Linked DNA regions of Homo sapiens: region 2 is linked to region 1. Evidence: read pairs that join two places in POLR2A ChIA-PET (ENCODE). Cell type or tissue: MCF 10A. All regions are shown on one strand. Each heading gives the region's core, and the rest is flanking DNA. Links, peaks and the distances in the headings are about the cores only. Region 1 overlaps BORCS5 (BLOC-1 related complex subunit 5). Region 2 overlaps DUSP16 (dual specificity phosphatase 16).

Region 1 (4,533 bases), core at 210-4,209:
ATACAAAAATTAGTTGGGCATGGTGGCAGGCACCTGTATTCCCAGCTACTCAGGAGGCTGAGGCAGGAGAATCGCTTGAACCCGGAGGCGGAGCTTGCAGTGAGCCGCGATCATGCCACCACACTCCAGCCTGCCGACAGAGCAAGACTCCGTCTCAAAAAAAAAAAAAAAAAAGAATTAGCAAAAGAAAGATGAACAAAAGTTATGAAAAGATATTTCACAGAAAAGGAAATACCAATACCTCAACTATAAGAAAAGATGCACAACCTCACTTATAATAAGAAAAACAAATTGAAACTTTACCACAAGCCCATTTTTCACCTGTCAAATTGGTAAAAACGAAAAGCATGAAAAATACTTTGTAGGTGGAGCTGTGAGGAAAGAGGTTTTGCTGCTTAGTGTGTAAGTTGTTAACACCCTATGGAGGAGGGCAATTTGGCATGGATAACAAAATTACAAATGCATAGCCTCTGATGCAACAGCTTCACCACTAGGAATTTACACACACAGTAGCACACAAGCTAAATGATGTATATACAAGAGTATTCATTGCAGCAGTGACTGTAACAGCAAAGGTCAGCAAACACCACAATGTCCCTGAATAGAGGGCCTGTTAATTAAATCAGGGTATATCTATAAATAGTATTACATGAACAAAGAAAAGAATGAGGGCGCTCTCTATGTACTTACATGGAAAAAAACCTCCATAAGATAAAATTTTTAAAAGGTATATAGATGCATAGAGTGTGCTATCATTGCATAAAAATGGGGGTTGGGGTGCAAGTAAACAAGAGTATATGTTCAGATTTACTTATATTTACATAAATAAACTCTGAAATGATATATAAGAATTAGATGGAGGCAAGGGGTAAAGAGGGGGAATTTCATAGTATACTTTTAACAGAACTTTTTTTAACCAAATGAATGCATTTCCCCCTTAAATATTTTTTAAATAAATAAACTCATTTTAACAAAAAGCTGAGGTTTTTCCTCATCTATGAGTAAGAACTTCAGGGCAGTTCTCCCTTCTTCACCCATCCCAAGTGCCCCCTACTCCATAAGTAAAAACCTCATCTTTAATTCTCACCAAAGTTCATATGGCCGAACACATCTTAAAACATTTTATCGGCCAGGCACAGTGGCTCACGCCTGTAATCCCAGCACTTTGGGAGGCCAAGGCAGGCGAATCACGAGGTCAGGAGATCGAGACCACCCTGGCTAACATGGTGAAACCCCGTCTCTACTAAAAATATAAAAAAATTAGCCAGGCGTGGTGGCAGGCGCCTGTAGTCCCAGCTACTCGGGAGGCTGAGGCAGGAGAATGGCGTGAACCCAGGAGGCAGAGCTTGCAGTGAGCCGAGATCTTGCCACTGCACTCCAGCCTGGGTGACAGAGCAAGACTCTGTCTCAAAAAAAAAAAAAAAAATTTTCTCTAAGGTGATTAAAGTGGTATAACAAATGGTGAGCTGGTTGAAGACAGGGACCACGTTTTGCTTATCTTTTTATCTCATGTCTAGTAGAGCACCTAGTACATAAAAGGTTCTTGATTAGGGTACGAGTATGCAGTTCTATTGCTGGAATTCCAAGGAAAGCATAAGTCTAGGAAGATATTAGGAGGAAAAAGGCTTCCCAGGATCTCTGTAGGCTGCATATATGCCTAAGAGCGAGTCCTTGTCTCAGTCTGAATCTGCTCTTCTAAGGTGCATGAGGAAGCTCTCCGGTGCTTCAGAAGACTATTGGGAGCCTGAATCGCAGAATGAAGTGGAGGAAGGCTACAGGGCCAGCCCAAGCTGCCAGGTGGCTGAAGCAGAGGGCCCAGAACCCAACCTTAGCTCACAAAACAAAACTCTCACTTCTACCTCTTGAGAAAAAGGTGGAGGGTGAGGGAAACGAGGGAAGTAGGAGGGGGATTTTGAGAAGGTTGCCAGGTCTAATAGGCACACTAGGATGTTCAAATTAAGTTGCCTAGCCAACTTCAAAATCAAAGGAATTACACTTTAAGTCATTCTTATAAATCACAATTGCAGCCTCCCTCTAACCATCTAAAAACAAAACCCAGGTGCATGACTCTATCCTCAGAATGTGCTTCCTTGACTCATAGGAATCTCCATAAACCCACCGCAAATCCTGCCCCGGGTCATAGCAGGAGCAAGACAGGACAGAGAAAATAAGAAGATGGGCCACATTTTCCATTCCTGAAGCAACAAAGTTGTGGCAACCCAGGCAAATTCTAGAGGCATTGAACACAATGTTTTCCCATCACCCTCTTGTGCCAGGAAACCATCTCCCTCTCGTATTGATAGCTACGCCTCTCCTGGATCTTCTGAAAAGAGGGAGAAGGACAGAAAGCTGGGCAAATTTAGAGACGGTAAATTTTGTCATTTTTAGGAGACCACAAACTTCCAGTCCTCTGAAGTGTTTCATTCTGAATGAGCATTAAGATTTTTTAAATTTTTGGAATGCTTTCAATGAGTTGTGCACTTGCCTGTTTGCTCAGTCCCCACCATCTCCCTCCTGTCCAATGCCCGGCAGCTCCACTCACCCACATTACCTGCCTGGCCTCTGCGGGCTTCTGGATTTATACTCCTATTTTAATTATTTCCTACCAACTCCAATACCATTAATAGAGAATGAACCTTGAAATTATTTTTTGTATAGTTTTATAAATGTTTTTTACACTTAGGATTTTTCTGCTTTACCCTTTATTATGAAAATTTTTAAATGTAGAAAAGTAGGGGAAAAATGTATACCCAAATACCCACCACCTAGATTCAACAACTAATATTTTGTCATATCTACTTCATCTCACTATATAATTTTTTTTCTTTTGCTGAGCCGTTAAAAACACCATAACATCATGACACTTCACTCCTAATACTCCATAAAGAAGAACGTTGATCCACATACTTATGGTTAGTTTTCCATGTTAAAGAGAAGAAGTTTCTAAATTACATGTTCCTTACAGTTAAGCAACAGGGCCATTGCCTTCAGTTTTCTACTTCTTCTTTAGTTTAATACGGGGATGCACCCAAAGATGTTTACTGAGTTAAAAACCTGATCTAACAGATTCCATATATTAAGGGTTAGGTTTGCAAATGGTAAATACTGGAGATATTTCCTAAGACCCTGTTTAAACCACTTTGCTTATACAAAAATGAGGAGTAGGCTCCAGGGAGTGAGTGAAGACCAAGACTGAATATTCCAGAGATCCAGCAAACTACCATCTGTACCTACCTCTTTGTGTAAAATGTTGAGTGGAAAAATCATCAGGGTTAGAAGTGTGGGAAATATTCTGCAGAGTGATCTTTTTCATTCTGAGATGTCAGGTGGGGGGAAACCCACAGTTTCTCTATAGCACAGTGCAGAGCCATATGGCTATTAGCTTAGCCTATTACCAAACCGAATTCCTTAACTCTGAGAGGCTTAGATACTTCTAGGACTAGAAATCAGTATTACAAATATTGGGACACATAACGAGCTCCATTTACTGCTACAGAATCCAGGAAGTAGAAATTAAATATAACTTTGACAAAAGTTACTGTGAAGGTATAATTAAACAACAGATTCTGAAAAAAGAAAATTCCCCCGTATGGACTGAATGTTTGTGTTTCCCCAAATTTCCTATGTTGAAATCCTAATCCCCAGTGTAATGGTATTAGGAGGTGGGGACCTTAGTGGGTGAGTAGATCATGAGTATAGAGGCTTCATGAATGGGACTAGTGTCACTAGAAGAAGAGATGTGAGAGCCTCCCCTCACTCTTTCTGTTCCCAGCCATGTGAGGCCACAGCAAGAAGATAGCCATCTGCAAACCAGGGAGCAGGTCCTCGGCAGAGGCAAATCTGCCGGCACCTTGACCTTGGATTTCCCAGCCACCAGAACTATCAGAGATAAATGCTTGCTGTTTAAGCCACCCGGTTTATGGTATTCTGTTATAGGAGCCCAAATTGACTATGATACCCCCAAAAACAATAAGAAATTTTCGAGTCTATTGGTCATAGTATATTTCAAAGATAAAAGCACTTAAGCTATATGTATCCTTTACTTAAACTCTAGTTCTCAAAGGCACTCCCTTCTCTTCTTAAAGAAAGGGAAAGTCTGGCCGGGCGCGGTGGCTCACGCCTGTAATCCCAGCACTTTGGGAGGCCGAGGCGGGCCCATCACAAGGTCAGGATATCGAGACCATCCTGGCTAACACGGTGAAACCCCATCTCTAGTAAAAATACAAAAAATTAGCTGGGCGTGGTGGCGGGTGCCTGTAGTCCCAGCTACTTGGGAGGCTGAGGCAGAAGAAAGGCGTGAACCTGGAAGGTGGAGCTTGCAGTGAGCCGAGATTGTGCCACCAAACTCCAGCCTGGACGAGAGTGCGAGACTCCCACCTCAAAAAAAAAAAAAAAAAAAAAAAAAGAAAAGAAAGAGAAAGTCTAAAACCATCTTCCCAACTTGGAGAGAATTTTGTGATGTGCGTTAGTGATTGATTCCTTCGGGATACTTAGAAAAAGTGTGCTTTCTAAGGCTGATTCCTTCAGAACATT
Region 2 (4,224 bases), core at 1-4,000, 130 kb before region 1:
CTTTTCCGCCTCTGTGTGTGTGTGTGTGTGTGAAATTTACCATCCATGCAAAAGTTTAGGACTAGTGTTTGGGGAACTGAGACTGTCAGAAAAATGCCTCTTTATGCCACTCACCTTATGGGGCTGATGGAGAGTCCACGTAAAGGATAACCGTTTCCTCAAAGGATTTATGCTGTTTCACCTCCATCAAGAAAAGGGCTTTTTAAAGTTAAGGTAAAATTTTAAAAGAAAAGATTTCGTACCAATTGAATTAATTACTCTTTAATACCTACTTTTCCTTGAGTATCACATATATTGGTGGATACCACTTGGGAGGCTCGTGGAGTCTATTTGGTGAAGGCAGCAGCTTGGAGAAGTAAAATGAAAAGCAGAATGTATGGCTCTGTGTAGGGATTTTAGTAAAAATGTGAGTAGGCACGGTGAAAGGTTTTTGTTTTTTAAAATTGTGGAATTTACTGAGTTTGAAGACAATGTGGAAAGTTGCATTAAAATTTTTTTTAATTTGGCTAACATTTACAGTCTTATGTAAAAATATAGGCTAAATAACACCAGCCCAAGAGTTGGATTTTAGGTAAAATAATTTTTGCACTTATCAAAATTCTACATGGGGGAAAAATTAGAAATGAATTTATTTTGAATTTTGTTAGTGTGAATAGTGTTTTGAAAATAACTCGGTTCAAGTACTATAAATGTACATTCAGATAAAAAATGTAAACTGTGGTAATTAATTTTTTTTTTCTTTTTTAGTATTAACCTCTGCTATATCAGCAACTCAAAGTACAATATCTCATTTGGCTTGATTATAGTGCCAAATGATCATAGTGCATGATTATGGAGGGGGCTAGGAACAGAACTGCAGAATTATCCAGTTTTGCTCCTTTTTCAATTTAGAATGCCCTATCCTTTCGTTCAGTTTGGTGATTGTAAGTGTGTACCTATAAAATAAAAATAGACATGTAAAATTGGGGATTGGAGTCTTTGGGCCAAAAGCTTAATGGCAGTAACTGAGAAGGCAGTAAAAGAGGAGACACTGTTACCCCGGTTCTTTTCCTTTTTCCTACACGTTTAAAAATTATTTGTGGGACAGTTGAGAGTGGAAGTGAGGCTGAGATGGGAGGGGGGAAGAGTAGGTGTGAGAAGGTTGCAGAGTTTAGGTAGGGATCAGAATAAGAGGCAGGATTTATGTGTTAGTGTGTTTTGATGCTATTTTCTGTAAATCCCTGGACTGGGAATTTAATTTCATACAGTGTTTAGCATATGGGATTAATATATTGATGAAGCAGACTTATATAGCTGTCCAGTATTAAATTTTTTCAATTTTCAGCTAATCCTAAAAATCCTACTAAATATAATTTGCTAGAATTACCAGTGTAATAATTTATCCTAGAACTCCCAAGTTTTCCTAGACAAAAATAATTTTCTACTTCGTGTTACCTGAACTAAAAATTTCACTGGACATTCAGTGTTTTTAAAATGCATTAAGTTCTCAAGCAAAAGGTACTTTAATTTGAAGAAGTAAATTAATATAGGGTGAACTGATTTGGATCAGAATCCCAAGAAAATAAGGAGATAACTTAGAGGAAATAAAACAGATTTTATGACAGATTTCAACAGATGAAAGAAACTAGTTAAAAAGATTTCACAGGAAAAACCATAGTTGGTGCTTGATTGGCTTTAAAAGAAATTTACTGATCATTTAAAACGGAGATATTCACCATCATAAAAGAAAATCCGAATGTTGGCTTAAACAAAAACATAATTAGGAAAATAAGTCTTGCCCAAAGCTACATATGATAAATTCCAAAGCCAGATGTCAATTTTTTTTTTCTGATTTTCTTGTGTTGTAGACAATCTGTTATTTGTATGCATTTCATTATCCTTGATGATCAAGGGTTGGCTGTGTGAAGAGAGGTTCATAAAGGTTGGCCGAATTTAAAGAAGCAGGCTCAGGCTTTAAGAAGAGCTGGTTCTTCTACACAAATGGATTGAGACAGGGAGTTAGAATTTTAATCAAATAAATAACTGGAGGAAACAGTGGCTCAAAAGAAGGATGTAAGACAGATTACCTTGGACAGGTACAAAGAAATAATAAAAGCTTGCCAGGAGTATGATCAGTAAGGAAGGGAACAGAATACATCTTGCCATGAAAGGAAAGAGGAATAAGTGGAAAAATGCCCTCTGATACCTCAGCAACAAGAGAGAGGAATGAAACTTCACGCCCTTCTTGACTGGGGTTAGAAACATCATTATAGGTATTGCCACAAAGTCACAAGATTTTTTTATTACATTAAAAAATGTAGGCCAGGCGTGGTGGCTCATTCCTATAATCCCAGCACTTTAAGAGGCTAAGGCAGGAGGATCACTTGAGCTCAGGTGTTGAGAACAGCCCTGGCAACAAAGACCTTGTTTCCACAGAAAATCAAAAAATTAGCTAGGTATGGTAGTAGTACGCAGCTGTGGTGCCGGCTACTTTGGAGGCTGAAGTGGGAGGATCTCTTGAGCCTGGGAGGTCAAGGCTGCAGTGAGCTATGATGGCACTGCTGCGCTCCAGCTTGGGCAACAGAGCAAGACAGTGTATCAAAAAAAAAAAAACATATAATCTTGAGGGATAGTGATTGATAGGGTAAATTATGAGCATTACTTATATGAGAATGTAAAATTTAAAATTGTCAGAAATAAAAAGAGGGATTCGCTGTAATATCATGGCCTATTTTGAGTTATTTGAAAGGGAGGGATACATTATAAACTGAAATTATTAACTGAATTTCTGGATTAACTACTGATAGGAATCAAGCAAAACATTTGTTAGCAGTATGCTGTTTACATGTGCTGAGATGGATTCCAAAAGTTGGGGACACTGGCCCATGTTATGGAGAACAGGATTATAAGAATTTTAAGGGAGATACATACATATGCAAAGATAATTACCAGACAGCTGGCAAGTGCCAAATTCAGGTACAAAAGAGAAAGAGGGCTCAGGGAGGTAATCTTCATAGAGATAATAGAATTTGACCCTGGCCTTAAAGATTGGTTAACATGTGTATGGAGAGAGGGAAGTGGGGGAGGCGAAAGGCGGAAGGTATTCACCCATCTCATTCAGCAAATTTATGCTGATCCTCTACCAAGTGCTAGACCCTGGCCATACAGTGGAAAATAAGAGAAAGTTTTTGCCCTTACGTAACTTATATTCTAGTGGGAGAAGACAGGACAATAAACAAAGACAGTAAACAAGTAAACAGTACATTAAAAAAGTGATGTTAAATAGTGGTCGGTAGTAAAGGTAATGATCAGGGTCGATAAATTGCACTTATTCTGTGAATCACTTGCTTTGCCTATGATAGTCTAATGAACAGTCTTCATGTTATAACTTTTTAATATTCATGTGCAGTCCAAATGAATTTGAATAAAAATCTACACATTAACCAGTTTTTAAAAAAAGAAATGGGAATTAAAGAAAAAGAAACCTATGTGACTTTTTTTTAGGTCAAAGCATGGAAACTTAGATTTTTTTTTTTTTTTTTTTGAGACGGAGTCTTGCTCTGTCGCCAGGCTGGAGTGCAGTGGCGCCATCTCGGCTTTCTGCAGCCTCCGCCTCCCGGGTTCAAGCGATTCCCCTTCCTCAGCCTCCCGAGTAGCTGGGACTACAGGCGTGTGCCACCGCACCCAGCTAATTTTTTTTTGTATTTTAGTAGAGACGGGGTTTCACCACGTTGGCCAGGATGGTCTCGATCTCCTGACCTCGTGTTCCACCCGCCTTGGCCTCCCAAAGTGCTGGGATTACAGGTGTGAGCCACCACACCCGGCCAGAAACTTTAAATTTTTTTTTTAATGCCTTGTTAATGTATCCACAGTTCTTTTGCTGCCATTTGCTAAGAATCTCATGTTTTTTTACAATGAGATTAATGTCATTGTTTACTGTTCAGTTAGCTTTTTCACGTATTGGGCTATATTCTTAGGTTAGACTCTCTGTTAGGAACAATAATCACCATAGTGTCATAAAGTGAAGCTAAATTCCAAAGATTGTTTTGTATGGGAACATACAAAAGAAAAGATGTACAGACAATAAACTGTTAGGCTTAATTACCAATAGGTAAAATAGGGTAAGGGATGACACCTGTTCAACTCTTGTCCCTATGGCATATTGTTCCTGTATTACTACAAAAAGTAAAAACCTGAAGCAAAGATGTTCCAAAATGGGGAAGTCTTGATCTTTCCTGTAGTTAT

What was found. ChIA-PET counts read pairs that join two places held together with the same protein. Peaks named below come from ENCODE experiments on the same cell type or tissue, not always from the same donor. Only the 100,000 strongest peaks of a DNase experiment are listed, where the experiment ranks them.
Region 2: POLR2A ChIA-PET joins it to region 1 with 5 read pairs; 7 of 35 experiments call an interaction of 5 or more read pairs at or near these places.

What each region holds. Positions count from the first base shown.
Region 1 is chr12:12,427,045-12,431,577 of GRCh38, reverse strand. The region is part of intron 2 of BORCS5 (BLOC-1 related complex subunit 5); the gene reads right to left. Among named protein-coding and RNA genes, the nearest start is that of BORCS5, 72 kb to the right of the region's middle. In MCF 10A, for the core only: no CTCF peak of the experiment used is centred there; DNase peaks (open chromatin) are centred at 467 and 2,137.
Region 2 is chr12:12,556,755-12,560,978 of GRCh38, reverse strand. The region is part of intron 1 of DUSP16 (dual specificity phosphatase 16); the gene reads left to right. Among named protein-coding and RNA genes, the nearest start is that of DUSP16, 4.0 kb to the left of the region's middle. RefSeq lists an enhancer at 127-186. In MCF 10A, for the core only: no CTCF peak of the experiment used is centred there; no DNase peak of the experiment used is centred there.